Linked DNA regions of Homo sapiens: region 1 is linked to region 2. The links are chromatin contacts, found by Hi-C or POLR2A ChIA-PET in ENCODE. All regions are on one chromosome and are shown on one strand. Each heading gives the region's core, a stretch centred on a gene start or an enhancer-like site at or near the end of the contact. The rest is flanking DNA. Distances are from core to core; before and after follow the strand shown.

Region 1 (3,726 bases), core at 100-2,599, 230 kb after region 2:
TGGCTCACACCTGTAATCCCAGCATTTTGGGAGGCAGAGGCAGGCGGATCACCTGAGATCAGGAATTTGAGACCAGCCTGACCAACATGGTGAAACCCCGTCTCTACTAAAAATACAAAAATTAGACAGGTGTGGTGGCGCATGCCTTTACTCCCAGCTACTCGGGAGGCTGAGACAGGAGAATCGCTTGAACCTGGGAGGTGGAGGTTACAGTGAGCCGAGATCGTGCCATTGCACTCCAGCCTGGGCAACAAAAGCGAAACTCCATCTCAAAATAAATAAATAAAATAAAATGCGTCAGGGAGGGTCGGGCCTTGTGGCTAATGCCTGTAATCCAGGTACTTTGGGAGGCTGAGGTGGGCGGATCATTTCAGGTCAGAGGTTCGAGATCAGCCTGGGCAACGTGGTGAAATCCCCGTCTCTACTAAAAACACAAAAAAATTTGCTGGGCGTGGTGGTGCGTGCACCTGTAGTCCCAACTACTAAGGAGGCTGAGACAGGAGGATCGCTTGAACTCGAGAGGCAGAGGCAGCAGTGAGCCGAGATCACGCCACTGCACTCCAGCCTGGGTGATAGAGCAAGACTCTGTCTAAAATAAAATAAAATAAAATAAAATAAAATAAAATAAAATGGGTCAGGGAGTGGGTGATTTCTACTGCTAGACTGTTTAGGCCCTGTAATAAATGGATAAGGGAAGATAACTGAGAGGCGGGGGGCAGGTCCCTTCTTAATATTCACTGAATCATACACACAGACAATACCTTCTTGGGAGACAGGCCTCAGAGGCCTGGGAAAAGACTGGGGGAGGAGTTCAGACCAGATGCCAGGCACTGTGCCTGCATTTTCTCAATGAACCCTCTTTCACAGTCACCCCGTAAAGTATTATTTTCCTCATTTTACAGACAAGGACACTGAAGCACAGAGGTGAAGTGACTTGCCCAAGGTCACTCAGCTAGAAATTTAGGATTCCATTATCTCATTTCTAGTCCTGATACAGGATGCTACTTGGGACGCAGGGGAGGACTGTTTCTAGACCTCAGGCCTGTGAATGCAGGCTCCCCGAGTGGACAGAAATCTTGGAGGACCTAGATCAGGCCCTAGAGGAGGAGAGGGGAGATGGAATATCCTCTCCCAGTTCAGAAACTTTCTCGGCAGTGGAGGATGATAGTGGAGGGGACTCTGTCCTTCACCCCATTGATCCCCAGAGGGGTGATAGCTGAGTCTTGTGACTGGGCCCCTGGGCAGGGGTCAAGGGTCAGTGCCCCTGTTTCCTTTACCCCCTCCTCCCCGGGCAACCTTTAACCCTCCACCGCCCACACGCAAGGCTGCCTGCCTCTACACATTCTCCCAAGAGTTGTCTGAGCCGCCGAGTGGACAGTGGCTGATTATGGAGAGCAGAGGCCCACTGGCTACCTCGCGCCTGCTGCTGTTGCTGCTGTTGCTACTACTGCGTCACACCCGCCAGGGATGGGCCCTGAGACCTGTTCTCCCCACCCAGGTGCAGGAGCGGGACAGGGCACTCAGCTCATGCAGTCTTCCCTTCTCTCCTCTGGCCCTGTAGCAGGGCCTCTCCCTCTGTCTGTCTCTGACATGTCCCTACTCAGCTTTGTTTGTTTTCTCTTTCTGATAGAGTGCCCACGACCCTCCGGCTGTCCACCTCAGCAATGGCCCAGGACAAGAGCCTATCGCTGTCATGACCTTTGACCTCACCAAGATCACAAAGTATGGGGTTGGCCTAGCCCTTGACCCAGTCCCCTGGTTCTGCCCTCTCTCCATCAGCTCTTCTCTTTTCCCTGTCTTCCTTTCCTTATCTGTGAACACCATCTCCCCCAAACCCACACTGGTTCTCAAAGGACACATGACATACACAATCTTTCCTTCTGTGTCCTTCCAGAACCTCCTCCTCCTTTGAGGTTCGAACCTGGGACCCAGAGGGAGTGATTTTTTATGGGGATACCAACCCTAAGGATGACTGGTTTATGCTGGGACTTCGAGACGGCAGGCCTGAGATCCAACTGCACAATCACTGGGCCCAGCTTACGGTGGGTGCTGGACCACGGCTGGATGATGGGAGATGGCACCAGGTAAGCTAGCTCTGGTCCTCAGGGGAGGGATGTCTGGAGCTGGTCTGAGGAAAGGGAACAAAACCAAGTTATTGGGCATCCCTCTACCACTGTCATCTCGTTTAATCCACACGAACCCCCACAAAGTAGCTATTCTTGGCCCCATCTTTTCTGATGGGAATTCTAAGGCTCAGTCAGTATATAAGTGACAAGAGCTGAGTGACCCAAGGCCAAGGATGCTAGCTGCTTCTTTAAGGCATGTTCTTTCCACTATAGTACTAGGCTGCCTCACAGGAAGGTGGCAGAAACAGATCCCAGGGGCCTCTGATTTTGCTTCCCACCTTCCTGCAGGTGGAAGTCAAGATGGAGGGGGACTCTGTGCTGCTGGAGGTGGATGGGGAGGAGGTGCTGCGCCTGAGACAGGTCTCTGGGCCCCTGACCAGCAAACGCCATCCCATCATGAGGATTGCGCTTGGGGGGCTGCTCTTCCCCGCTTCCAACCTTCGGTTGCCGGTAACTACACCCCAGGGGTGGAACCCTAGCCAAGACTTGGTAAAGCACTGCTGGGTGGCTGGCCGTGGGAATCTAAGTCCACACTTTTAGGGAGAAGGGAAGGGTTGAGAGCTGCAAGGGGGAGGCCAAATGCTCAGAGGGGAGTCAACTGAGGGCAGGGAGGTCGGGACTGCGGCTCCGATGCCCTGATTTCTACATCCCCGTATCTTATCTCTGTCACACTCCAGCTGGTTCCTGCCCTGGATGGCTGCCTGCGCCGGGATTCCTGGCTGGACAAACAGGCCGAGATCTCAGCATCTGCCCCCACTAGCCTCAGAAGCTGTGATGTAGAATCAAATCCCGGGATATTTCTCCCTCCAGGGACTCAGGCAGAATTCAATCTCCGAGGTAGATTTCCTCGGAGTCTATTTTTCCCACCCTGGCCAGCTCAGCCTGCCTCTGTCCCCCTCTACCACTGGCCCCTTTCCTCCTTGAGACCCCAGCTTTGAGGCCTCAGGATAATCATTTCTCCCCACAGACATTCCCCAGCCTCATGCAGAGCCCTGGGCCTTCTCTTTGGACCTGGGACTCAAGCAGGCAGCAGGCTCAGGCCACCTCCTTGCTCTTGGGACACCAGAGAACCCATCTTGGCTCAGTCTCCACCTCCAAGATCAAGTAAAGGGGGACAGTGGGGCATTGCCTGTATTCAGTGGAGCCTGGAGCAATGAGGGAAGAGGGGAGTCCAACATGTCAATATTAGGAAGGTTTCCAGCCCAGGGAACATAACAAGACTGGCTCCACAGAATTGTTTTTCATTAATAATTAGCCAGGCATGGTGGTGCTTGCCTGTAATCCCAGGTGCTGGAGGCCAAGACCAGAGGATCACTTGAGGCCAGGAGTTTGACACCAGCCTGGGCAACATAGCAGAGACCTCTGTCTAAAAAAAAAAAAAAATTAGCCAGGCATGGTAGCACATGTCTGCTGCCCTAGCTATTTAGGAGCCTGAGGCAGGAGGTTCACTTGAGCCCAGGAGTTTGAAGCTGCAGTGAGCTATGATGTGCCACTGCACTCTGACCTGGGCCACAGTGAGACCCTGTCTCAAAAAAATAAAAATAAAAATAAGGCTTATGGATGGCACTCAGGTGGGTGGTAGGGGCGAGGGACATATCTT
Region 2 (3,683 bases), core at 527-3,026:
CTGTCTCAAAAAAATAAAAATAAAAATAAAAACAGGCCGGGCGTGGTGGCTCATACCTGTAATCACAGCACTTTGGGAGGCCAAGGCAGGCGGATCACCTGAGGTCGGGAGTTCAAAACCAGCCTTGCCAACATGGCACAACCCCGTGTCTACTAAAAATACAAAAAATTAGTTGGGCATGGTGGCAGGCGCCTGTAATCCCAGCTATTCAGGAGGCCGAGGCAGGAGAATCGCTTGAACCTGGGAGGCAGAGGTTGCAGTGAGCCGAGGTCGCGCCACTGTATTCCAGCCTGGGCGACAGAGCAAGACTCCATCTCAAAATAATAATAATAATAATAATAAAATTAAAAACCTAGTATGCATCAGAACCACAAGATGAGCTTATTAAAATACAGATTCTCAGGCCCGAAAGAGTGCTTCAGTAGGAATCTGTGTTATTTCAAGCATTCTTTATGACTTTGATGCCCACCAGGGTAAGAACATTATAATAAGTTAACTTAAAGTGACCAGAATCCCCAGACCTAAGGCTCACTGATTAAGTCTTAGGAAATGGAGGGAGTTCAGAGGTTGAATCCCCACCCTTCGTCCTCCAAGAGGTTAGATGAACAAAGACTCCAAAGTTTATTTGCCTTTCCTTTTTAATCCTCTTCTTACTCCAACTCTTTAAAAAAAAAACTGCCCAGAAAACCCAGTAATTAAGCAAAAGGGAGCTCAAAGAGCCAAGGCAAGCCAGCCCAAGAGTAGCAGGGTCCCTCCCGCAGGGGCCAAAGTCTGGATGCTGGGGTCTCCACTCAGAGCCTGGTAGTAAAAGCTGGTGCAGAATAAGGTCGTTCCGGAAGCTAGCAATAACCCAGCCTGAAGGAGACACAGCACAGAAAACAGGATTGTTAAGAACAGGGCAGGCTGAGAGGGAGTGTGTGGGGCTTGGTCAGGGTTAGGCGCAGGGAAAGATTACCCAGAGTGGCTTTCTGCAATGGGGCACCCCTAACAGGGCCAGGCTGTGTAAGAAGTGGTGTTTGTTGGCCTTGTCAAACAGCTGTAAGAAAAACAGAAACGAAGGGATGTCGTAGGCAATACAGGTACTGAGATCCCCTGATGACACAAGGGACCAAAGTTCCTTCCCCCACCCCACCCTTGAAGTCCCAGCTTGATCCCAGGCCTTTGGCTTACAGAGCCTTTGGCCTTTGCTGCTCCAGAGATCCGCGGCTCGCCCCACCCTCTCCCCGCCCACTTCCCCCAGGGACCCCAGACTTTGTGCCTTCGTAGACCCACGAGTCAGGGAGCCCCAGCGCAGTTACTTCACCTCCTTCCCGTAGGCATCTGGGAATTGGGCGCCTGTGGAGAAAAGAAGCAAAGGTTAGCGGTCCTAGTGCCAGCCCTGACCGCCCCCAATCCGGGGGGACCCAGGTGGACATTGGCGAGAAAGGGCACCCCCCCCCCCGCCCCAGGAAGCTTCCGATTGGTGGGAACACGCTCGGGCAGTACTGGGAACCAATTGGACCCAGCTGGGGGACTTTAAAAGGTTTAGGGCTCCGCGGACTGTCTGATAAACGAGAGGCCGGGCACCTCCCATAGGTTACGCCCTTGCAGCAGACCCCAGAGGACGCCCCAAGTACAGTCCCATCTTCGTCCCCAGCCCCCTGACCGTGCGCCCCGTAGGAAGCGAAGCCTAAGGCCGCAGCTCCGGACAAGGCGCCCAAGCGGCGGAAAGCTGCAGCTGGCCCGGCCATAGCTGTAGAACAGGACGCACCGGACCAACGCCGCCCAGGCCACCCAAGAGGCCAGCCAATCCCGACCGCCCATGCAAATAAGGTTCACAGGCGCCCAATCCGGGCCGTGTTCATTTCAGCATTGCGCTCTTCACCCGCCTTTGTAAAACCGCTGCAGAGTGGCGAAGACGTCTGGCGGGCGGAGAAACCAGCACCAATTAGGAACAGAGGAGCTAAGCAGTGGGGGGGCGGGGTTGAGGGCGGGACTAGGGGGATTTGCGTCAAGGATTGGCCCACTTTCCAAGTTGATCGCCTCTTCGAACCCCCCACCCCCATGCTCCGGCCAATTTCCAAAGATCCCGGTCTTCTCTCAAAGTTCCGCCCCTTTTTCCACAGGCTCCTCCTGTTCAGCTTCAAATCAAACCCACTACCAAAAAGAGGCGGCCCGAAAGATAGCAAAGCCCCACCTATTGCCAGTAAACCCCGCCCACTGCACAAATGGCCCCTCCCCCATGTCTGAAGGCTCCGCCTTCTTTGTATGATGCCCCGCCCCCTGTAGTTAAGATATTCTCCCCCCCGCCAGCCCTCCGAGACCGCGAGAGCCCCGAGGGTGGGAGATCCGGGGGAATGTCTCCACCCTGCCCTGGCCCGCTACGTCCATCTGTCCGTCTGTCCGCTCCCGCCTCTTCCCACCATCTCCAATCCCCCCATTCTCCGGAGGGCGGGCGGGCAGGCGGGTGCGAGCGGGGGGTGCGAGCGGGGGGTGTGCGCCGCTCTCTCGGCAGGGGGCGGGGGAGGCGGCCGCGCGGTGACGCGCGGGGCTGCTGCGGCTGCTCCGCCGGCGGATCATCACTCTCGGGCTGGGATGGACGCGGGGCGGGCCGGCCCTGGCGCGCGGAGCCAGGAGTCCGGGCCTCCCGGCTGCTGAGCGTCCCTCGAAGCCTCCCCTCACCCCCGCCTTCCCTCCTAGGATCCGCGCTGACCCCCGCCCCGGGGCTCTGGACTCGGCTCCCGCCCTCCTCTGACTCCCCGGACCTCCCCCTCACGCCCGCCCTCGGGATCGACTAGATCCCTCCCCCTCCCCGAGGATTCCGGCTGGATCCCTGCCCCTGCACCGCGGATCCTGCGCTCCCGGGCCCCGGGCCCCTGGGGATTAACGTGGACTCCTCCTCCAGCACCCGATCCTTAGGATCCTCCGCCTGGACCGCCTTCTGGTCCCTCGAAGCCGGCCCACGGAACCAGCGGATCCTCAATCTAGTCCTGTCCCGTTGCCCCCTCCTTTCTCTATCGTCCCTACTGCGGGGTTCCCTGTTCTCGGGCTCCCCCTGATCCCATCCCCTAGCTCTCCTTTTCCCGGGGATCGACTGGATCCCGGCCCCGCCCCCCGGGGCTGGGGCGATCCCCCTCCCCCGCCGGGTGAGGCGCTGCGGGCGGGGGCTGGGCCTGCGGGGCCGCGGGGGCTCAGAGGCCGCCGCCCCCTCCCGAAGGCCTTTCGCCCCCCACTCGGAGCCCTGGATGGAGGCACCACGGCCCCAGGGCTGAGCCAGGTAGGACCTAAGCCGGGTCGGTGGAGGGGGCTGCGTGGCGGTCCACTGGGGTCTCCCTCTCCCCATCTCCCTCCCTGCGCCTGGTTTCCCCCAGCCTGCTCTGTCTGCGTGTCTCCGCCTAGGGATGCTCTCGCCGTGTCTCTGCGTCTTGGTCTCTTTGTCTCTGCCTCTCTCCAGTCCATGAATGATCCTTTGAATGGGCCCACAGACCCCGTGTGTTCCCATCTCCCCCTCCCCCTCCTTCTCCCCTTCCCAGCCAAGCCATTTTCACCACTGCAGGAAGGGGGGGCCTGCGGCCTGAGCCCCCGTCCCTCAACTCTCCCCGGCTGGGGGAGTCAGGCCTGGGCAGGAATGGAGAGAGAAGGCAGAGGGATAGGGAGAAGGAGGAGGGAGCAAGATGTGGCAGACAGAGATGAGGAGAGAAAAT

What was found. Hi-C counts contacts between places; a loop is a spot of excess contacts on that map. ChIA-PET counts read pairs that join two places held with the same protein, here RNA polymerase II (POLR2A). Pooled maps may share reads with other maps.
Region 1: a loop to region 2 is called in a pooled map, with 5 times the contacts of the local background. The contact joins the promoter of SHBG here to the promoter of TMEM256-PLSCR3 in region 2. A Hi-C loop is called at or near these places in 1 of 37 single-sample maps with no recorded cell type and 10 of 50 pooled maps. POLR2A ChIA-PET finds 5 or more read pairs at or near these places in 3 of 52 experiments (Caco-2, HepG2 and WTC11).

Annotation. Positions count from the first base shown.
Region 1 is chr17:7,628,786-7,632,511 of GRCh38, forward strand. It overlaps SHBG (sex hormone binding globulin), which reads left to right and starts at 1,350. Exons shown (of 8, transcript NM_001040.5): 1 at 1,350-1,498; 2 at 1,631-1,722; 3 at 1,895-2,084; 4 at 2,415-2,576; 5 at 2,804-2,963; 6 at 3,094-3,230. The coding sequence starts at 1,388.
Region 2 is chr17:7,402,355-7,406,037 of GRCh38, forward strand. TMEM256-PLSCR3 (TMEM256-PLSCR3 readthrough (NMD candidate)) reads right to left here and starts at 1,777. Exons shown (of 10, transcript NR_037719.1): 1 at 1,646-1,777; 2 at 1,304-1,335. TMEM256 (transmembrane protein 256) reads right to left here and starts at 1,743. Exons shown (of 4, transcript NM_152766.5): 1 at 1,646-1,743; 2 at 1,304-1,335; 3 at 956-1,036; 4 at 621-855. The coding sequence starts at 1,730. The coding sequence ends at 712. It also overlaps a transcript of NLGN2 not described here. RefSeq lists an enhancer at 1,552-1,731 and a silencer at 2,222-2,551.